3 separate regions of the Homo sapiens genome follow, and regions 1 and 2 are each linked to region 3. A link is a loop called in an ENCODE intact Hi-C map of the cell type or tissue named here. Cell type or tissue: adrenal gland. All regions are shown on one strand.

Region 1 (8,000 bases), 52 kb before region 3:
AAGACTCCGTCTCAAAAGAAAAAAAAAAAAAACAAAAAACTTCCCCCAAAAGAAAGCCATAGTCTGTTTCACTGGTGAATTCTTTCAAAGAAGAAATAATACAAAAATTATGAAAAGTTTTACAAACAAAAAAAAAGGAGATCACTACCCACTTCACTTTTTTAGGTCATACAACTATAATACCAAAACCTCACAGACGTTACAAAAAATAATAGAACAAGATCCCTAAAGAATACAGATACAAAAATCATTCACAAAAATTAAAAATTGAACATCAATATTATATAAAAAGGATACTAAAATATAACCAAATAGTTTATCCTAGAAATGGCAAGATTAAACCATTCAGAAAATGTAATATACTATATTAGCAGAATAAAGCAGAAAGCCCATATGATCATGTGAACAGATATTTTTTTAAAAGCTTCTGACAAAAACGCAACATCCAATCATGATTAAAAAAAACCAGGCCGGGTGTGGTGGCTCACGCCTGTAATCCCAGCACTTTGGGACGGGCGGTTCACGAGGTCAGGAGGTCGAGACCATCCTGGCTAACACGGTGAAACCCCGTCTCTCCTAAAAATACAAAAAATTAGCCAGGCGTGGTGGCCGGTGCCTGCAGTCCCAGCTACTCGGGAAGCTGAGGCAGGAGAATGGCGTGAACCCGGGAGGCAGAGCTTGCAGTGAGCCGAGATCATGCCACTGCACTCCAGCCCGGGTGACAAAGCGAGACTCTGTCTCAAAAAAAAAAAAAAACAAAAAAAAATGCCTCTCAGCAAATTAGAATTAGTAGGAAACTTCTACAAACAGATATAGGGGATCCATGAACAACCTACATCTAACATCACAGTTAACGGTTAAAGACTGAATTTCTCAGCCTGAGATCAGGAAGAAGACAAGGATATCTGCTTTTACCACTTCTGTGCAACACTGATATGGAGATTACTCAATAAAGTAATAAGACAAGAAAAACAACAAGCAAAAAATAGGCATGAAGATTGGAAAGTAAAAATAAAGCTCTCCTTATTTACAGATATCACTATTTATATAGAAAATCCCAGAGAATCTAGAAAACAATAACTATATTCAATAAGTGAATTTAACAAAACTGCAGGATAAAAGGTTAATGTATTAAAATGAACTGAATTCTTAAATACTAGCAAGCAAAAAATTGGAAAGTGGAATTAAGAAAAACAACTGTTTTACAGTAGCATCAAAATATGTAAAATTTCTAAATGTAAATTTAACAAAAGACAGGCTGGGCGCGGTGCCTCACGCCTGTAACCTCAGCACTTTGGGAAGCCAAGGCGGGTGAGTCACCTGAGGACAGGAGTTCGAGACCAGCCTGACCACTAAAAATACAAAATCAGCCAGGCATGGTGGCACATGCCCGTAATTCCAGCTACTTGGGAGGCTGAGGCATGAAAATCGCTTGAACCCGGGAGGCCCAGCCTGGGCAACAAGAGTGAAACTCCGTCTCAAACAAACACACAAAAAAACATATACAAGGCCTCTACACTTAGAACTACAAAATATTGCGAAGAAAACTTAAAGAAGACCTAAATAAATGGTACTAAGATACTAAGTTCATGGGTTGAAAGATTAAATACTGTGAAAATGCCATTCTTTCCAAAGGGTTTGTATATTCAATGCAATCCCAATCAAAATTGCAGCAGGCTTTGTGGCAGAAATCGGCAAGCTGATAGTAAAGACCTAGAATAAGCAGAGCAACTTTTTAAAAGAACAAAGTTGAAAGATTTACCCTGATTTCAAGATTTACTATAAAACAACAGTAGTCAAGGCCTTTTGGGATTGGTGTAAAGAGACAGATCAATAAAACAGAAAAGAAGAGTTCAGAAAGACCTACCCGTTTGGTTAACTGATTTTTGGCAAAGTTGTAAAGACAAATCACTGGAGGAAAAAAGTCTTTCAACAAACAAAGTGGATCAACTGGATATCCAGGTGGGGAGAAAAGCCAACACTGACACTTTACATAATACACAAAAATTAATTCAAAACGGGTCCTAGGCCTAAATGCAAAACCATATATGCTTCATATAAAAATCTTAAAAGATGGGAGAATATCTTCCTGAACTTAGGCTAGGCAATTTCTCAAAACACAAGGAAGCATGATTTATAAAAGAAAAAATTAGGCCGGGTGCGGTGGCTCACGCCTATAATCCCAGCACTTTGGGAGGCCAAGGCGGGTGGATCACCTGAGGTCCGGAGTTCCAGACCAGCCTGACCAACATGGAGAAACCCGTCTCTACTAAAAATACAAAATTAGCCGGGCGTGGTGGCGCATGCCTGTAATCCTAGCTACTCTGGAGGCTGAGGCAGGAGAATGGCCTGAACCTGGGAGGCGAAGTTGCTGTGAGCCGAGATCGCGCCATTGCACTCCAGCCTGGGCAACAAGAGCAAAACTCCATCTCAAAAAAAAACAAAAAAGAAAAAATTAGTAAACTGGGCTTCAAAGTAATAAAAAAAACAAAAAAACAGTTCTTCAAAAGATAACCCTTATGAAAACAAAAAAGCAAACCACAAAGAAAACACTTACTTGCAACACATACATTAGAAAAAGTACTTGTATCCACAATATCTAAAGAACTCTTACAATTTAAGAATAAGACAGCTCAGTGAGGAAATGGCTGAGATGTAAAATAACTTCTAGAAATGGGCAATAAACCCATGAAAAGATGTTCAACATTATTAATCATCAGGGAAATGCAAACTAAAATCACACTGATATGCCACTATATTTCCACTAGAATGGCTAATATGAGAAAGAATGACCACATCTAGTGTTGGTGAGGATGTGGAACAGCTCTACACACTGCTGAGAGGAATGTAAAATTGTACAAACTTTTAAAAATATAGTTTTCTTAAAACATTACACAGCTACCACTCCACCTAGCCACTCTACTTCTAGGTATTTGGTTAAGAGAAATGAAAATTTATGCCCACACAAAGATTTCTATACAAATGTACTATCAAGCTTTATTTTTAAGAGCCAAAAACTGAAACCCAAATGTCAATCAACTGATCAATGAATAAACAAATGATGATCTATCCATCCAATGAAATGCTACTTGGCAATAAAAAGTAACCAACTGTTACACAGGCAACAACATGCGTGAATCTCAAAATTATTATGCTAAGTGAAAGAAGTCAGATTAAAAAAGAAGTATATATCTATGATTCCACTTCCAGAAAAATTCTAGAAAATGTAAACTAATTATAGTGACAAAAACCCCATCAGTGGTTTCCTGAAGATGGGAGGAGAAGAAAGGACACAAAACAGAGAGGCACAAGAACCTTTTGGGGGAACAGAAGTGTTTGCTCTCTTGGGAATGATGATTTCACAGGCATATGCTCATGTCAAAACTAACCAAACTGTACATTTTTAAATATACACATTTAAAGTGCAGTGCCTCACATCTGTAAAGTGCTTTGGGATGCCAAGGTGGGAGCATCACTTTAGGCCAGGAGTTCAAGACTAGCCTGGGCAACATAGTGAGACCCCCCAACACACACAAAAAATAAAAAATTGAAAAAACATAAAAAATAAGTATATGCATTTAGTACACTTCAATTACATGTTAATGAAGTTGAAAAGAGAGCCACAAGCCACAAAGAAAAGACTAAGTATGAGTCAAGGGTACAGCATTCCTAACAGTTCACTATAAACTAGCATATCTATGTTGATGGAATTCACATCTCTCCCCCAAGAGACATAGCAATTCTTGATATGCCTCAACACAGATTTTAACTTTTAAAAAATATCTCGTTTAAGCTCAAGTTAAAAACTGAATTGAGGCCAGGTGCAGTGGCTCACACCTGTAATCCCAGCACTTTGGGAGGCCGAGGCGGGTGGATCACTTGAGGTCAGGAGTTCAACACCAGCCTGGCTAACATGGTGAAACCCCATCTCTACTAAAAATACAAAAATTAGCTGGGCGTGATAGCGCACGCCTGTAACCTTAGCTACTCGGGAGGCTGAGGCAGGAGAATCACTTGAACCCAGAAGGCAGAGGTTGCAGTGAGCCAAGATTGTGCAACAGCACGCCAAAAAAAATAAATAAATAAATAAACAAATAAAACCTGAATTGAAAGGATAGAACAAATGGTGTGGACTGTAAGGCTTCTGAGCAAGTTAAGTGGCAGATCTCAGATTGTGAATAGGAATCCTGAATGACATTATTTACTAAAGCTGACAAAAAGAAAATTTCTTTTTAAAAAAGGTTTTCTAATAGAAGTGAGGTAGGGTGAAGCATAGTCTATGTTGAATCCAAAATGCTTTACTGGAAAATACTAATTACTCATTTTAAGGTCAATATATCCAGTGTTTTTTTTTTTTTGGTAATAAATGCCTTTTATTAAAATTCTAAGATCAGTGCTTTTCCAAATACCTTTATGACCAAGTAACAAATAACAGCTATACTCTCATTTTAAATTTCATATAAGTGGGGAAAATGTCTGGAAAGTATAAAATATGAGGTATTCTTTAAAATGCCATCAATTAAAAACTTGGTGGCTCATGCCTGTAATCCCAGCACTTTGGGAGGCTGAGGTGGGCAGATCACTTGAGGTCAGGAGTTCCAGACCAGCCTGGCCAACATGGCGAAACCCCATCTCTACTAAAAATAGAAAAATTAGCCAGCATGGTGGCACATGCCTGTAATCCCAGCTACTCGGGAGGCTGAGGCAGGAGAATCACTTGAACCCAGGAGGCAGAGGTTGCAGTGAGCTGAGATTACACCACTGTACTTCCAGCCTGGGTGACAATAAGTATATGAACAAAATTCAAATATAAAAGATGATATGAAACTTCACAGACATCAGTGTTTGATTTGTATGAATAAATATATATACTTCAAGAGGCAAGTTATAAAGGGCTCCAATATGAGTAGGCTTTCAGAAAAAAAATTAAAGCTGCTTTTACTGCCATAACTCACTAAATATATAGTCAAAATGAAACATCAATTTAGAATGATAGGAGAAATGAACTTCAGTACCTCCATTTCTAAAGGAAGAGCATTTGACTGAATATTTTATTAAGGTCTTTCCATTTAAACTTCTGGAGTATATTTTAGATTAAGCAAAATTTTCAAATGTTAAAAAGAGAATTGAAAAAAATGTAGGTTTTAGCCAGGTGCAGTGGCTCACGCCTGTAATCCCAGCACTTTGGGAGGCTGAGGCGGGCGGATCATGAGGTCAGGAGATCAAGACTATCCTGGCTAACACAGTGAAACCCTGTCTCTACTAAAAATACAAAAAAAAAAATTAGCCGGGTGTGGTGGCAGGCACCTGTAGTCGCAGCTACTCGGGAAGCTGAGGCAGGAGAATGGTGTGAACCCAGGAGGCAGAGCTTGCAGTGAGCTGAGATCGTGCCACTGCACTCCAGCCTGGGTGATAGAGCGAGACTCTGTCTCAAAAAACAAATAATAAAGAAAAAATGTAGGTTTTAATTTTTGAGTCAGAGCACTAGCATATTAAATATTTTTCATATTCTTCTTTTTATAATCAGATTATCATTTCTATTTAGAGCTTACTTAAAAATAAACCTTAATATCTTTCCTACATCTTATTAATTTACTCAGGAAAAATTTTTATTTTTATTTCCAGGTACGGTACAAAGCTATACTGATCCAATATAAAAACAACAGGCTGGTTCAGTGATTTTTATCTCCTCATTAAAACATTTTGTCTTTTTTTTTTTTTTTTTTTGAGACGGAGTCTTGCTCTGTTGCCCAGGCTGGAGTGCAGTGGCCCGATCTCGGCTCACTGCAACCTCTGCCTCCCAGGTTCACGCCATTCTCCGGCCTCAGCCTCCCAAGTAGCTGGGACTACAGGCACCTGCCACCACGCCTGGCTAATGTTTTTGTTTGTATTTTTTTTTTTTTTTTTTTTTTTTAGTAGAGATGGGTTTCTCCATGTTAGCCAGGATGGTCTCAATCTCCTGACCTCGTGATCTGCCCACCCTGGCCTCCCAAAGTGCTGGGATTACAGGTGTGAGCCACCGCGCCCGGCCAAGATTGTCTTTACAACTGATTTCGAGGTCCTTATCTCATTCAAATGACAACTTAGCCTTACTCCCGGAATCAAAGATAATAGTCTACAATAACATTATGCCAAAATAATGAAGTCAATTTTGGTGAGGATTTACTGGCATGATCCTTAATAGTAATAGCTTATAATAACGAATGGAAAGTTTAAGTGCTTGCAAGTACACCTGACCTATATTAGCCAATTTAATCCTATTAACAAAGCTATGGACTAAATATTATTAGTATTCCCTCTTCCAGAGACTAAAACACAGTTTATACAGTTATTAAACAATGGAAGAGAGAGTCTGGATTCAGAGCCCATGATGATAACCTCATACTTTTAGGAATACGAACTTCACCAAAGAGGCACAAAGTAGTTAGCCTGGTAAACTAACCAGGGTGAAGCGTGGGTGCAGGGGATACTGTTCCATGCAATAAAGGCACTGGAAAACGAAAGAAGAAAGATAAACCAATTTTTTTTGTAATGTCATAGCAGATCACAGAAACAAAATGGGGGAATTAAGATTAATAGAATGCTGACATATAAGTCCAGTGAGCTTCTACTTCTTACACACAAAAAGGAAAAGCTTCCTGACGTGTAAACATTTACCATATGTAAGCAGGAAGTCACACATTTTTTGAAAATCTAACAGAAAGCCTAGAGCAGTTAAGAAAAGAAAAAAGTGAACGAAATCAGTTCTATCTCTATGAGGGGACTTCAGCAGCATAAGGTAGGTCACCTACGCTGAAAACAAACAGAAACATACCTAGAGAAAAGGAAAGGCATTCTTCTCTCTGAGGTCCCTGGCCCTGTGGCCTAGAAAGCAGGAGAGTTACCCAGGAGTGCAGGAAGCTCAGCCCCAAGCAGAGGCAGCACCTCAGGGCTAAGGGCCCGGAGCTCTTCGGCGAGGAGACAACACACGGAAAAGGGCAGCACCAAGTAGGCAAATAGGCACAGTCCCATTTACTTCTGTTTTACAACAGGGCCTACATCATGATTGCTTACACTTTCCCCCTTTAAAGGTTATAGGTGACAATTGTGGGAAATTTAGAAAACTGAAAAGATAGGTGAAAAAAAAATCCACAATTCCACTCTCCGAAGGCAACCTCTATCAACAGCTTGGTATTTATATTTCCTTTTAGTCTTTTCCCAGTGAAAGTACAATTGTTTCCTTCTTTGCCACACTTTACACAAAATGCATGCTTTCAGCAAGTTATTAAAACCTTTCTAAACATATTGCTGGACCTAGATATTTTATTGAGACAAACACTCCTTATTTAGGTACAAAAAATAGAAAAACATAGAGACTAAGTATTAAGCAATGAAGAAACAGGTAAATAGTTTCTTCAAGTTTGGATAATGTTCAGATTTTTAAACCAAAGCTAGAATATGTTTAAGAAGTCTTTAATCTTTCTTCATTTCAGCTTCAGGAAAAAAGAGCCAATTACAGAAAGTCAAAAGAAAAAATACTGATGATCCTTAATTTTGGCACTTACATTAAAATCCCTAATGTTGATATAGATAAGTAGAAGGCCTCTAATAAACATGTATTTATAAACTAGAATGACCATCCTTAAAACAACTTTATTTCTTTATATATATACGCATATATATTCTTTATATATATATTCTTTCTTTATATATATACAATTTATATATACGTATATATGTGTATACACACACACACACACACACACACACACACAGACAGAGTCTCGCTCAGCCACCCAGGCTGGAGTGCAGTGGTGCGATCTCGGCTCACTGCAATCACTGCAACCACCATCTCCCAAGTTCAAGCGATTTTTCCATCTCAGCCTCCCGAGTAGCTGGAATTACAGGCACCGGCCATCATGCCCGGCTAATTTTTGTACTTTGGTAGAGACAGGGTTTCACCATGTTGGCCAGGCTGGTCCTGAACTCCTGACCTCAGGTGATCTGCCCGCCTCAGCCTC
Region 2 (8,000 bases), 170 kb before region 3:
TGTCCTATTTGGCACTGGATGTTCTTGCTCCTCAAGGGACCTGGCATACGCAGCCAGCAATCTGCCCCAACATTCTCTGCAGTCTTTTGTGTCCTTTCTTGCTAGTTTCAGTGCAAAGCAAAGCCCACCTGGGCTTCATCTATGAAATATCTGGACCCTCTGGAATGACAAGTGTACAAAACTTAGAAAACTTACACTTAAAACGGAGATTTGGTGGGGTGGTCCAATGTATCTCCATCCACTGTATTTATCTGACTAAATACTCCATCCAGTATTTATCTGACTAAAATAAAATCCTAGACTACGTGAAATTTCCCTTCTTTTCCCTAGCCATGTAAGCCCAGTTGGAGCTGGGCACCAGACAGACAAGCAAATCCGTCTCTTGGCAATTCAGTGACTGTTTCAACCTATAATTTTCTAAGAATATGATAGCCAAAAAGTTCAAATGACCTAGACCAGGAAGACGTGCCACAGAAACCGTATTATTTCACATCCGCTTCTTTCTTTTCTTTTTCGTGCTATTTATAGCACATGTGATTTTACTGAAATAAACTAAAACACTTTGGATTCAGAGGCATGACTACAATTTTGTACCTTCAATGTGTACCGAGGAAAACCATCCTATGGCTTCTACATTAATGGGACCTACACTCTAATCTTCTCCATTGTTTGTGTCCTGGGAATGCATTGTTATGAAATGAAAAAGGGCTAACCAAGCCTAAGAGGAAGACGGAGAAGCAGCTGAGCCCATAATCCTACAGCTCCATGTATTATAACTTCCCAGCATCTTGCCTGAATTATTTATCTATATATTTATTTTATTTTATTTTATTTTATTTTTTGAGATAGAGTCTTGTTCTATCGCCCAGGCTGGAGTGAAGTGGAGCAACCTCGGCTCACTGCCACCTTGGCCTCCCGGGTTCAAGTGATTCCCCTGCCTCAGCCTCTCGAGTAGCTGGGATTACAGGTGTATGCCACTATGCCTGGCTAATTTTTCTATTTTTTGGTACAGACCGGGATTCCCCTGTTGGCCAGGCTGGTCTTAAACTCCTGACCTCAAATGATCCACCTGCCTCGGTCTCCAAAACTGCTGGGATTACAGGCATGAGCCACCGTGCCTGGCCTCACCTGAATTATTTCTCGACAACCCAAGAGAACATTCTGTTAGGTAACGTCTCCACTCTTCATGTGTGAAGCAACAGACAAATCTCATAACCAAGTAAAATTATTAATGGATTCCAAGGAAAGGACTTACTCTCACCACTCTTAGGAAAGATTCTTTTTATTTTAGGCTTCTGGCCCTAATACACAAAGATGGGGAGCAACTATCAATTACATTCAAAACATTGAAAAGTAAGCATCAGGGTTTGTAACTTACCAGGTTTTTTTCCTAAACTCCCTGTTTTCCCAGCAGTTCCAGAGCCCTTAAAACAGAGCAAAAGGTCTCATTTGCATGCTGAAGTTTTGATCATGCAACTTTAAAAACGATTAATGATGATACAAACCCGCTTGAGCCCCAAAGCCCCACTTTTCATTCTGGGAAAACATAGCACTGTATCACCTGACACAAGGATATAGATCAGGAAAACATGGAAAAAAATAATTAAAACATGTGGCTTTTACTCATTTCTATAAGAGAAAAAAACAGCAGAGTATGGCGCCTGTAAGAGCCCAGAGGGCTCCAAGCACAGGCACTTCTCGGACCTGGTCAAATCTAAGAGGAGGTTCCAGGCTAGGAAGACTGTTAGTTTACATCCTAAACACTAAGCTCGGACTTATTTTCACATGGCTAATTATGAAATATTTCACACATAAAAAGTACAGGGAATATAACTCACGAGCCTACTACCCGGTTTTAACACATTAAAATATTAATATTTTGCACATTTGCTTCAGGAGCTTTCTTTTTTAAAAAACTAACAGGGACAACTGGAACCTCTCTTCCCCCATCCTATTCACCCCTCTCTATCCAAAGAGGCAGTGGCTGTCCTGTGTGGCCTTTCCACCCAATTTCACAGAGTTTATACATTGAAATTTCTCTATCAATGCATAGAGGCAGAGCATATTTCTTCCCAACTATCAAGTGTTTAAAAAGTGCTCTGGGGTTGAATTCCTCTCTGGGATACTCATGGAATTTTAAACCAGCCAAGTAAGCCAACAACAGAGACCACGAGAGGCAGGACAGGAGCCAGAACGGAATCTGTTGTTACAAAGTACTTTATTCTAAATTAATTTATGCTTGAGTCTATCTTGCAGTAAATTAAGCATTCCAATTAAAACAAAACAAAAGGCTTAATAAACAAAACATGAGTTACTGAAAGAATAAAAATATGCCATTTATCTACCAGGAACACAACTTACAGTCTCTTTATTTTGCTTATTGAAATTTAAGAAACATTTACCAGGAAAAGTTCGGGTTAAATTTTTACTCTGATTCTGCTTTATTAACGAACAAAGTTATACAAAAGCAATCTCTCACTATTTTTCAATAGGCTGCATATCAAAAAAAGGAATACCAATGAAACAAGACTCCAGTGACCAGTTAACTTTCCTAGTACAGGCTTAGAATCTACTCCCTATACTCCATAAAAAGAACAAGGCAATTGGCAGTACCCTAGAGTTCAAGTAGTTTCAATGTGCTCCCTTTGAAAAACCACAGCCAGCCCCATAAGCTGAGATGGATTCAGAAGGCCATGTTCTGTCCTCCCTGCACCTATAAAGTCCCCCAGACTGTGCCCCAGACCTGCCCATACAGAGAAGGGAAGCAGGATGGGACGACTCTCCCCATGCCCAGACGTCAGTTCTGGTATCTGAAGCTGGGTCTGGTGTTAGGTTGGGTCGGATATTTTGCTTTTACACTGAATTCTGTATTCAAGTAGGACGAAAGAGCTGAGTTTTCAGGTTTTTTTTTCATTATTATTGAATAGTATAGCTAGATGTATATCTAAAAATTTCTAGTACTGCTAGTTCTTCTGTGGCTAATAATTTAAGACTGTGGTTAAGAAAGTACCTTACAACTCCACTTACCTTAAAAAAAAAAGTCACTGTGTGTTTTCCTAAAATTTATTTCGGATGGTTTTATTAAAGTAGAAAACTGTAACTTATTAAAATACATTACAAGTAATGGCTTTCGTATTTTAACTGATCCAAAAGGTAAAGTCACTTTAAGAGTTTTCATGCACGGTAGTAGAAATTGAGTTTGGCTTTTAGTGTTTTACCCAATTCCCCTGAAATATCATCTGTATGACTCTCATTGGACTCGACTTGCTGGCCTGGAGAAGAATTGAATTCTCTGTTTCCAGGTCTGAAAAGTCCAATATGCCAGCTGTCTCGCAGGGCAAAATTACTTTCTTCCGGGCTTCTGCCAGATTCTCCAAGGGTGGGCAGACTTATGTAAATCCATCCATGGGAATTCCACTTAGCTGCTCTCAAGACCGCAGCAAGAAAAACCAAAAAGCAAAACAATGCCACCCCTTAAAAAAACAAAACCCAAGCAAATAAAATCATTTCTGGGAGCTGCAGGAGAGGTGAGCAGGCCAAGGGCAGGACTCCTAGAGCAGGGCACCAGGCCCAGCCTCGCTCCCAGAGCAGCTCCGAGTACACGGAGCCGCACATGTAAGAGCCCAGTATACACTCTACTACTGGCATTTGAAAGAGAGAGAGAACTTTGTCCACTTGCTCACTCCTGAGAAAGCGGCCCCTACAGGCTCCCTGCCAGCCTTTTCTCTCTCAGTACCTAGGAGGTATGAGGAGAAAAAGAAAATAACTGTGAATTGACTGTCAACACTTAAAAAAAAAAGGAGTTAATTCTTGTTGGTTTTTTTAAATGTGCATTGGATCTGTTAAATGACTCCATTTATACCCTGAAACTCTCCACTAACGTGCAAGTGGCTCCTACAAGACTGACTCCCATGCTCTGTGGTAGGTCCACCCCACCATTCCATTCAACTTGCACTATCTTAAGACCACAGTTTATGTGATCAAATTTTTAGGGCTCTATTTAACAACAGTGAGAGCACTTCCAATTCATACGGATAACAGCACTTAAATTCAGTCCTGATCAACGGAGATTCTAAGGCCTAGCCAAAAGTGTACCCATCCCTTAGATCTTGTGTCTTTCTACTGTGTGGGCAAAACCAGAAATTCTAAAAACTTTCTAATAATATCCAATATTCTGGGGCGATTATCACCAGAATACTTCTGTTTATACAGGCAAAATATTGCTACCATTCTTGGGCATTTAAAAATCAATGACCATAATGATCTAATCAAGAAAGTTTACTCCAAAGCGTAAGTCAGTTACAGGCAGGAAGAGAGCTTAATACTGAACATTATCCTCCCAGCTGATGCGGACCAGCCCCATCACACTCAGCCTCCACTTAGCCCTGATGGCATTCTGCTTGGGGGAAGCCAGTGCTTACTGCGCAGTGCCAAATGACAAGATCAAACAATGACAGGTCACACTGGATTTACTGTCACATTCCAGAACTTAGCAAAACCCAACAAAGTTCCGCTGTCAAACATCGTGACTCCCCACAAAGAGAATCACCGCACAGAAAGGGAGAGGAAACAGTTAATGTGGGTTTACCTCTGAATCTTTAAGCCTCACATAGTTAGAAGGGAAGACTCCGGCCTTGTCGCCCACTGTTCCTGTCCACCAGTCACCATCTTTCTTGGTAACCAAAATCACATCCCCTTGCTGAAAGGTTAAATCTCCTTGCTCAGAACTCTCGTAAGTGTACATGGCAATAAATTCTGGTGGGGAGAAATATTGAGATACGGAGAGAGCTTGATTGTTTAAAGAAATCCCAGACAGCTTTGCAAAAGCAAGTTTACGAATAAGGAAGTTAGGACAAGATCCATTCAAGAGAAAGGCTAGTCACAGATAAAATACAGAGCTGCAGAATGCCCTGGGCTCCACATTCCCCCAGTGCACATAAAAGTTCAGTAGCTGCAGACAGGGAGACAATTCCTGGGAAGACCCAGACACAGGAATAAAAAACCCAACTGCATGTTTACCGACACTTGAGTATTTAAGAGTGATCTACCATTTAGCATCATGATTTCTTTTTGAATGAAAATGGTTTTTACATTTATTTTTAACTAAGAGTTACACAATACCTACTCTGTGCTGAGCACTGGGTCAGATGCATTCATATGCAGGCTCTTGGTAAGCATATTAAATATGTGTATTTCAGTTTTGAGGGTACTACGTCACAGGTTTTTAAAAAATTGTTAGATAGCATATATCCTTCGCATAAATTAAATAAGACATACTTTTCCTTATTGAAGTGCCTGAAAACTTATGTCCTATTGTGCCATATACACAATATGATAGGAAGCTGTTAGAACACAAAATGAGTTACACATATTGTTTAGTTAAAAATGGGCATCTAGTTGTCATTCAAGAGCACAAACAGGTAGAGAGGACTGATGATAAAAGGAATGTCTAACCCAATCCCAGAAAGCCTTTCAACAAGTTAAAAAGACAAATCACAGTTTATCACATTTTATTATTCATGTAATTTAGTCTTAAAGGATAAGAACTAATGTTCCTTTGTGTCTTGAATTTGAAGGGTGTGCATTACAGAAGAAACTTTCCTTTTTAATTAGATGTAGAACTTTGCATCACTCTTGGTGGATTTTATTAAGGCTTAGAACCAAATCACACTCTCAGAAAGATCACCAGACACAAAATCCTGGATGGAGGTTCTAGGTACAGGATAAAAGATTTACAGAAAGATGCACAGGTTTCTTATTTCCCCTTTTTCTCCATTTTATCCTAGGCTTTTGTATGTATTTTTTTAAAGCAACAGAAAAATCACCATTTACCCAAAAAGTTCATTTTTATGATGGACAATGTATGTTTCTCTCTAAACCTCAGATGATGTTCCTTTAATGTCGAGCCTCGTGTTGAGTAAGAGGTAGGAATTTTTTATGGAGAACTCCTTCGGTTGATTATCAGAGCCTCTGCAGGAGGTACTAATGAAAACTAAAACAAACAGACAAAAACACAAAAACCTCTAACTCTTGTGCTCACGTGGGCAGCCCCTGGAGCAACAAGGGCCTCCTTCAGCGCCAGTGTTGACCTGTCAGCGCCGAGGCCAGCAGCAATTGCTGGTGGAGAGCACTGGGCCCCATGGCAGACACAGGTCATTCAAACGTCCCAGGGAAAACAGAAGACTCTCTGTCTTTAGCCCTGAGGCGCTGGTAACACATACCTCCACAGTGAAAATTGGAAAAATGATTTCCCACACAAGGAAATCAAAGTTTGGTGGCTTTAATAGGGTCATTCTTTCTTCATTAACAGACTCATTTTTCTGACTTCTCCATACTCTCACCCTTCCCTTTTCATTTTGCTCCCTGTTACTGTTCTTTAGATCATATTTGGCCATTTAAGACAGGATCCTTGGCCATCAATACTTTCCCCAGTGATTCCTCAACTTCAAAGTTACTTTCTTTAAAATTGATCCAAATTTTGAAGTAACTTTCCAAATGCTTAAGAAACTTCAGAAACATGAACTCTGGCTGAACTTGGTATTGCAGTATAAAATATAAAGGAGACTGGGAAGACTGAGGCTGGCCTTGCCCTGCCTGCCTTGCACAAAGACATCTGAGAGTGGCTTTAGGGTGACAATGAAACCCAGAGACATGATGATGGATAGGCAGAGGTTCCTCTTTAGCTACCCCTTCTCAGGAAACATTCCACAGAGGGCACTGGCCATCCCCAAGCCAATATTTTAAATATTTTAAAAGCAACCCAAGCCAATCATCTATTTTATCTGGTTTACAGTTTACTTTAAATTTGATTATGTTCAATGTGGTATTTACAAAAGGCTCATTAATATATGTAAATAGCTTTTCTCAGAATTTCTAATGTCCTCCCACCCCTTCACAAAGCCAGCAACCTTTCCAAATATTTCTAATAACTAAGTCATTTCAAAATTGGCTGTAATAAATACAAACTAAGATCAGAATTTAACTCTATTATGTTGCCCAATTTTAAGTACATGCATGGTTCACTTGTGACCTATTTATTGAGTCCTCAGTACATGTCTCAAAACAAACAAACACTCCTCCATACTGCTATTGGATGAGGATGCTCATACTTTATGTGGCTTTATCACTAATCCAGGGAATGAAGCAAAAACGACATAAAAGTAGCAGACATTTACTGAGCTTTGTTCTAAAAGCCTTCTGCATGTTATCTCATTATCCTTGTAATAATTTCCTACCTCAAGGGGTAGTTATCACGGCCAATTTACAGACAAAGAAGCTAAGGCATAAACAAAATAATACTGTTACTAGATGGGTGAGTCAAGATACAAACTCCAGCCCTCCAGTGAGCCTTGATTGGATGTAACACACCAAAGTTTTTTTCTTTATCTTTTGGTGAGGTGCATAAGTTGCTTTTTACTAAACTGACTGCATGTGGTATTTAAAGGAGCTTTTTGCCTTGTTACCCTAACAGTGGATAAAAAGTCATTAAGATAATGAGAATGTATAAAGGGAACTCTGTTAATCATTTTCATGGTAATAGCAAAAATTAGATGCTGGATTTGTTTAGTGATAAGGTTTTATAGCTATACTATGAACTAAAAAAAATTCTTACTTTAAAAAACCTCTTGAAAAAAGAACATTGTTACTGTGAGTCTGAAATACCATTATACCTTAATCCTTGCTGTCTCCACCTAAAACAGCTGTTTTAATAATTCTGTTTTTCACTGGGCAAGGTTTCTAAGGAATGTTAACAATCTCATTATGGCAGACAAACTAAATAAAACATTCTATTCTCCTGTAATGTATTCAAGGAACCCATAAAGAATTACTATAGAATTGGTTAGTTATGGCATCTGTTAACTACAACACTGCTCAGATGTCTACACAGAAAACCCATCTAACTCAGGGAGCACTCTCCAGTTAGGATGTGATGATGGCTGTATTGAATGTAAAAAAGATGTGAGATTTTTACCATGAGGGCCTGAATTACCTAAGTTTTA
Region 3 (8,000 bases):
CGGAGGGCTGAAAGTTCCAACCCTCCAATCCTGCAGTTTCCTGACTGCTTCCTCCGGACCACCCCCAATTCTGAGGGTGTCCAGCCCCTCATCCCCAGGAGCCAGTTCATTAGCATGAACTCAGATAAGATCCAAAAGGACTCATTATGAATAAGAAGACACTCCCACCACTCAGGAAATTCCAAAGATTTTGGAAGCTATGTGCTAGGAATCAGGAACAAAATGATATAAAATTATACCACAGACTATCTGACACACAGTAAGTAATCAATAAATAACTGCTGAAACAATGAACAAAAGGATAGATAATAGTATCATTCACCAAGATGGGATATACAGACAGAGGAAGAGGTTGGTCAGAAGAAAGGTGGCAGGTGAGCAATGCTCTAGATGTATTGAAGTTTTAAGCGCCCAATGGATCCAGTAGGTACAGTCATGCAGCCAGTAACATTTGAGTCAATGATGAACTGCACATACAATCGTGGTCCCGTAAGATTGTAACAGCATATTTTTACCGTGCCTTTTCTATGTTTAGATATGTCTCGATACACAAATACCACTGTAAATACTTGTGTTACAGCTGCCTACAGTATTCAGTATAGTAACAGGCTGTAGGGGTTTGTAACCAAGGAGCAAAATAGGCTATACATATAACCTAGGTGTATAGTAGGCTATACCACCTCGGTTTGTATAAGTAGTTGACCCTTGAATAACATGAGTTTTAACTGTGTGGGTCCACTCATATTCAGATTTTCTTCTACCTTTGTCACCCCTGAGACAGTAAGACCAACCCTTCTTCCTCCTCCTCAGCCTACTCAACGTGAAGACAATGAGGATGAAGAATGTTATGATGACCCACTTCCACTTAATGAATAGTAAATATATTTTATCTTCCTTATAATTTTCTTAATACTATTTTCCTTTCTCTAGTTTATTGTAAGAATAGAATATATCATACATATAGCATACAAAGTATGCGTTCATGGACTATGTTATCAGTAAGGCTTCTGGTCAACAATAGGTCATTAGTAGTTACGTTTTGGGGGAGTCAAAAAGGTTATATGATTTTTTTTAAAAACAGAATCTGGCTCTGTCGCTCAGGCTGGAGTGCACTGGCACAACCACAGGTCACTGTAACCTCAAATTCCTGGGCTCAAGCAATCCTCCTGCCTCAGCCTCCCTAGTAGCTGGGACTACAAGAGTACACCACCATGCCCAGCTGATTTTTAAAATTTTTGTAGAGATGGGAGTCTCACTTTGTTGCTTGGATGGTCTCAAACTCCTGGTCTCGAGCAACCTTCTCACTTTGGCCTCCCAAAGTGCTGGGATTACAGGCAAGGGCCACGGAGCCCTGCTTATATGTGGATTTGCCTGTGTTGGGGACCAACACCCCTAATCCCTCCCTTGTTCAAAGGTCAACCATACACTTTATGATGTTTGCACAAAGACAAAATCACCTATCAGAACATCATCATTACACGATGCAGGGTTAGAAAAAAAGACACCGCTCCAGGTACAGACAGATAAATACAGTGAAAATGACTGCCGTGGAAGACCAGTGAAATGTCAAAAGAGGGTATGAAAAGCCCTGGCGACAGCAACATTTTAAGGATAAGAAGCCCTCAAAGGGAATTGGGAAGTCCTAAATGTAACAGAGCAACAGGGCAAGGAAATAGCTGAAATGACCCATGCTGAGGTCACAGCTGCTTATGGAAAGAAATGAAACTAAGAGGAAACTGACAATCAGAGATAAAAGGAGAAGGTCAAGAAAGCTTCTGCAGAAAACCAAATACCGCATGTTCTCACTTACAAGTAGGAACTAAACACTGGGTACACACTGACACAAAATTAAGAACAATAAACACTGGGGATTCCAAAACGGGGGCAGGGGTTGAAAACCTACCTATCTGGTGCTATGTTCACTACTTGGGCAACTGGTTCATTAGAAGCCCAAACCTCAGCATCATGCAATAAACCTACATAGCAAACCTGTGCATGTACCCTCTGAATCTAAAAATTAAAATAAAAAAATTAAAAAAGGCCGGACATGGTGGCTCACGCCTGTAATCCCAGCACTTTGGGAGGCTGAGGCAGGTGGATCACCTGAGGTCAGGAGTTCGTGACCAGCCTGGCCAACATGGTAAAACCCCGTCTCTACTAAAAATGCTAAAAATGCAAAAAATTAGCCAGGCGTGGTGGCAGGCGCCTGTAATCCCATCTACTTGGGAAGCTGAGGCAGGAGAATTGCTTGAACCTGGTAGGCGGAGGTTGCAGTGAGCCGAGATCGCACGATTGCGCTCCAGCCTGGGCGATAGAGTGAGACTCTGCCAAATAAATAAATAAACAAATAAATAAATAAATAAAACAAGTGGCACGCCACAGACCTGATCTACCTACTCCGGGGGCTGAGGTGGGGGGACCGTTTGAACCCTGGAGGTAGAGGTTGCAGTGAGCCAAGATTGCACCACTGCACTCTCCAGCCTGGGTGACAGAGTGAGACTCCGTCTCAAAAAAAAAGCTTGTTTCAGTGGCTACACACTTGAACAGAATTCAAACTCACCCCCTATACAGATGCACACAACACTGTACACTGTGAATGTCTGTAGTATTGGTTTTTGCATGAGGTCAACATTTTATATGTATGTGAAAGGAAATGACACCACTGAAATACTACAACATTTAAAAGTAACTTCAATTATTAATTATTAATTTGTATGACACTGATCATACACTGAGTAAAGGCCATCTGTTTTGCCTGCCTAGCGTTTTTTTCTCCTCTTGACAGATCCTACTTCTCTTTAATGCTTTCTGTTAATTCCACGAGTTTAGGTACTGGTCTCACCAACTGGGGGAAAAGGTAGACCCAAGGCCCAGGAGAGCCAATGAGAGTACACGTTTCCCTTGGTCATATGATGGGTTCAGACACACGATCATGCCAGGCCAATCAGAATCCTTGGACTTGACAGGTATGTGAGTCACTACATTTCAATGCTGTGCTTCTTCCACTTGGAAATGAAAAAGCTCATACAAATACAATTATGAATAAAGAAAACTGTGGCAATAAAGCAACCTTCCTTTTTCTTCCTTCTCTCTCCTACAATCCTCTTTTTTCTCTCCCTATCACTTTTTCCACCTCCCCACCCAACTGCATTTAGATAGTGGACTACTTAAACTTATCACTGAGTTTTTTTTAAGTTAAGGATTCCTGATACATGACATCACCACGACACAGAAAGCTAATCTAAGAACTAAGCCCAGCCCCAGGTAAACTATTCTGTGATTCAACTTCTTGGTATTTCGACAGTACACTTTAGAGTCTTGTTTCAAGGCCCTTCGCAGTGGCTCACGCCTGTAATTCCAGCACTTTGGGAGGTCAAAGCAGGCAGATCACTTTGGGTCAGGCGTTCAAGACCAGCCTAGCCAACATGGCGAAACCCCATCTCTACTAAAAATACCAAAAAAAAAAAAAAAAAAAATTAGCCAGGCATGGTGGTGCCTGTAATCCTACCCACTCTGGGGGCTGAGGTGGGGGGATTGTTTGAACCCAGGAGGTAGAGATTGCAGTGAGCCAAGATTGCACCGCTGCACACTCCAGCCTGGGTGACAGAGTAAGACTCTGCCTCAAACAAAAAAAAAATCTTGTTTCAGTGGCTACACACTTGAACAGAATTCAGACTCACCCCCTATACAGATGCACATAATACTGTACACTGTGAATGTCCCTAGTATTGGTTTTTGCAGGAGGTCAACATTTTATATGGATGTGAAAGGAAATGACACCACTGAAATTCTGCAACATTTAAAAGTAACTTCAAAATTTCTTCCTTCCTGTTTTCCCTCAGCTAGAGATCTACACCGGTTTAAAACAGGTCCGAGCCAGAGTCCGCATTTGTAAAATGGCCTTTCCAATCAAATTGTGATTGCCTGAATTAGATTAAATTTTGGTACTTCCATGTTTCTTGCTATCCTTAACTGTTGATGTTATTATATGGAGAAAATAATAACAAATTCACAACGTCCCTAGACATAGTGAAAAAAAAAAAGAGACAAGGTAGTATCATAAAAAGAATATTGTGGTAAGAATGAGAAGAATGTTTAGTTCACAGTAACAGAAACTCCAGCTACCTAAATCAAGGGGAAGGAGGTAACCTTAAGAACTCAAGAACGAGAATGCAGCTGGACCAAGAACAGACTGGAAGAGAGTGGCTTAATGCTGTCAGAGAGTCAGGTAGTGTTCTCTCTGCTTCTCTTTAGACAGTTACTTTATTCTCCCCATCCATAAATCATCTTTCTTAGTCCCCAGACAGCAGAACATAACTGCTTATAACTCCCAATCCTTTACTTAGGGTCCTTGAGCATATTAAGGCCAAATCCTTCTCTATTGAGCCTAGTTTCAAATTTCCAGGGAAGAAACGAACACTGATTGGGCCAGGTTGGTCAGGTGCCCAACCCGAGTTCAATGTATTATGTCTTTTGTGTAGAGAAGGAGGTAGGAAGAAATTGGATGTGTAGGTTGAAGGGCACTTAGGGGATCTGTGTTGGGTCAGATATACATTCCAAAGGTTCTCATCACACAGTCTCAGCTTTGTACCTTGTCTCATAATCAAAATACGGAACTAATAACTAACGTTGATTCTAGACTCTTGCTAAGAGTCTAGAGTATAACAGAACTTAAGATAATTAAAGTGAATTTAAAAAATCAAAGGCCAGGTGCAGCGGTTCATGCCCGTAAGCCCAGCACTTGGGGAGGCTGAGGCGAGAGGTCCACTTGAGTCCAGAAGTTCATGACCAGCCTAGGCAACACAGCGAGATCGTCTCTCCAAAAAAAAAAAAAAAAAAATTAGCCAGGTGTGGTGGTGCGTGGCTGTGGCTGTAGTCAAAGCTACTTGGGAGGCTGAGGTGGGAGGATTCCTTGAACCTGGAAGGTTGGGGATACAGTGAATCATGGTCATGCCACTGCACTCAGCCTGGGTGACAGAGTGAGACAAAAGAGAGAAAGAAGAGACAAAGAGAGAAAGAAAGAGAAAGAGGAAGGAAAGAAGGAAGGAATTAAAGGGTAACAAGCATTCATCACTGTTTTAGAAGTTCCATGCCAATAAACAAATACAAGTTATGGTGGCTCATGCCTATAATCTCAGCACTTTGGGAGGCTGCGACAGGAGAACTGCTGGAACCCAGCAGTTCAAGACCATCCTGGGCGATATAACAAGACATCATCTCAAAAAAAAGAAAGACATTGGCCGGGCGCAGTGGCTCACGCCTGTAATTCCAGAACTGTGGGAGGCCGAGACGGGCGGATCACGAGGTCAGGAGATCGAGGCCATCTTGGCTAACACGGTGAAACCCCGTCTCTACTAAAAATACAAAAAATTAGCTGGGCGTGGTGGCTGATGCCTGTAGTCCCAGCTACTCGGGAGGCTGAGGCAGGAGAATGGCATGATCCCGGGAGGTGGAGCTTGCAGTGAGCTGAGATCGTGCCACTGCACTCCAGCCTGGGCAACAGAGCGAGACTCTGTCTCAAAAAAGAAAAAAAAGAAAGAAATACAAGTTAAAAATAAATTATAAATTCTAGGAATGAAAATGGTCCTTTATAAACATGATGGTCTGTATGAAAAACTCGAGAATTTTTAAAAAAGCATAGAAGTCTTAGAGGGCTGAGATTCTATCTTGGTTCAAGGCTACTCACCTAGAGCAATGCCAGGCATATACAGCGTGTACTCAAACATTCACTGAACAGCTAACTAAACTCAGAACTTCCCAATCACGGCTGGGTGCGGTGGCTCACGCCTGTAATCCCAGCACTTTGGGAGGCTGAGGAGGGCAGATCATCTGAAGTGAGGAGTTCGAGATCAGCCTGGCCAACATGGCGAAACCCCGTCTCCACTGAAAATATAAAAATTAGCTGGGCATGGTGGCACATGCCTGCAGTCCCAGCTACTCAGGAGGCTGAGGCAGGAGAATCACTTGAACCCGGGAGGCAGAGGTTGCAGTGAGCCAAGACTGTGCCACTGCGCTCCAGCCTGGGCAACAAAACACGACTCTGTCAAAAAAAAAAAAAAAAAGAACTTCCCAGTCACAGTACTTTAAGTGGATTATAGTTGTGCCAAAGATACTGATGCCCTCAGTTTTGGGGAACGATGCCTACAATTAGTACTAATTATTGCTACTAACACAGTACTAATATTATCTGGAATCACAAAGACTGAGAAGCATTGAATGCAAGACCAAAACATTGCTGGAACTTAGAGTTCCAGCAAGACAAGTTGGTTACCAAATAAATTTGTGTAAGGCCAATAGGCATTTAATAATCATTCACACTCATTGGTAATACAGAAAATAATGCAAGTTAAAACAAATAAAATTGGCTAAGATGTTTTTGGAGATGGTTTTACCCAGTCCTGGTAAGAGAACAGGAAACAAGTACCTTTTACATGATAGGGGGAATGCATCTGAGAGCGGTATGCTGCAAAGGCTTTACAAACAACTTTTGGTCCAAGAATTTTACCTATCTTTATTAAAAAGCAAAAAGACAAAGAATCTATAGGTCCAGCAATAAGTGACTGATTACATATATGACGATGTAGCAAAAAAGGCTGCAAATACAACACATTAAGTGAAAAACACAGGCTACAAAACTGTACGTACCTGAGGCTACAAACTGGCAAGGCAACGAAGACTGAATCCAGCCCTCAGGTATGCTTTGAACCCCAGTGTGTTAACAATAAAAAGTGTGGCCCACATAAAAATCAGAAGATTTCATATTAAACCCACATTCTCCTAAATAACTATAAGGTGTAGTAACACCAGGACGCATCCTCCCAGAACCACAAAGGTCTGGGTTGACTGGCCCTGGACCGTCCTGCCACCTTCAGTGCTCGTGGTCCCTAACAGGCCTTCAACTCTCCCGGGCTAAGTAGCTTCACACCAGGCACCTGCTGGGTAATTTGAGCATGTTGACCTTCACAGGGTATTAACAGTCATTATCACTGGATGGTAAGATCTTGGTAGGCTTTTAGTCTTCTTTCCTTATATATGTTTCCAAAAGTTTTCTTCAATAAACATGTATTCCTTTTGTAGTAGGAAAAAACATGTTATTTTTTAAATTACCAAATCACAACTGTAATATTAATCACTTCATCTACCAAGATCAAAACAACTAAAGATAACAGATAATGACTGTGGTTTAAAACTAATTGAACTAAGAATTAAAGTAAGGTTACGATTACTGCAGGATTTCCCTCCCTTTGATACTAATTAAAACTCCAGATTGGACAGACAACAGCAGCATTTTACAAAACAGATCTTCCTCAAAGAGAACAGCTTCTATAGACAATGCAAAAGCCTGCTATTTTAAGGATTCATTCCCATACATTTAAGATTTCTTTCACTAAAAAAAGGAAACAAAATCTCTCCTATAGAAACCTATATTCATAACCTCAATTAATTTGTTTATAAAGCTAAATAATTCTTGATCTTTGTCTTACACTGCTATTTCATTTGATCAATAGTAATAATTTTATGGGGTTCTCTTTTCCTCAGAGAAACTCCGGAAAGTTTACACAAATTACCATTCATCTCAAACCATTCCTGAGACCTCACAAAGTACACCACATTATCCTCATCACAAAGATAAAGCAGAAGGCTAGGTAGAAACGTCAACATCCATAGACAGCTGGAAGCCGAGTCAATGGAATGTTCCTCTCTATCCATCCTCCAATCCACTCCCACATGATACTCAGAAGGAGATTTTTAAACAAAAGCACATCATGGGACTCCCCTGCTTAAAACTTACATTAACTTCCTACTTCCCAGACATTCAGAGTCAAGTCCCAAGTGGGCCTCTCTCCTTCACTCCCCACCTGTCTCTCTTGCCCCCAGCACTTGCTCTGTACCAGCTCAGAGCCCTCGGGCCTCCAGGCTTGAAGGACCTCAAACACTCCTTGATTTAATAAACCAACAAATAACCCTTGCGTGTCTGCCAGGCAGCAGGCGCTGCTCTA

What was found. Peaks named below come from ENCODE experiments on the same cell type or tissue, not always from the same donor. Only the 100,000 strongest peaks of a DNase experiment are listed, where the experiment ranks them.
Region 1: it touches region 3 in a loop (7-fold over the local background); 11 of 110 quality-filtered maps call a loop at or near these places.
Region 2: it touches region 3 in a loop (2.1-fold over the local background); 15 of 110 quality-filtered maps call a loop at or near these places.

The regions. Positions count from the first base shown.
Region 1 is chr21:33,702,838-33,710,837 of GRCh38, reverse strand. The region is part of intron 1 of ITSN1 (intersectin 1); the gene reads right to left. Among named protein-coding and RNA genes, the nearest start is that of ITSN1, 64 kb to the right of the region's middle. In adrenal gland, no CTCF peak of the experiment used is centred here; no DNase peak of the experiment used is centred here.
Region 2 is chr21:33,820,242-33,828,241 of GRCh38, reverse strand. It overlaps ITSN1 (intersectin 1), which reads right to left. Exons shown (of 40, transcript NM_003024.3): 25 at 4,589-4,755; 26 at 1,379-1,424. Among named protein-coding and RNA genes, the nearest start is that of ATP5PO, 92 kb to the left of the region's middle. In adrenal gland, no CTCF peak of the experiment used is centred here; no DNase peak of the experiment used is centred here; H3K27ac peaks cover 265 bases.
Region 3 is chr21:33,651,060-33,659,059 of GRCh38, reverse strand. All of the region lies in intron 1 of ITSN1 (intersectin 1), which reads right to left. Among named protein-coding and RNA genes, the nearest start is that of ITSN1, 13 kb to the right of the region's middle. RefSeq lists an enhancer at 1,790-2,289. In adrenal gland, a CTCF peak has its summit at 3,023; a DNase peak (open chromatin) is centred at 7,904; H3K27ac peaks cover 2,650 bases.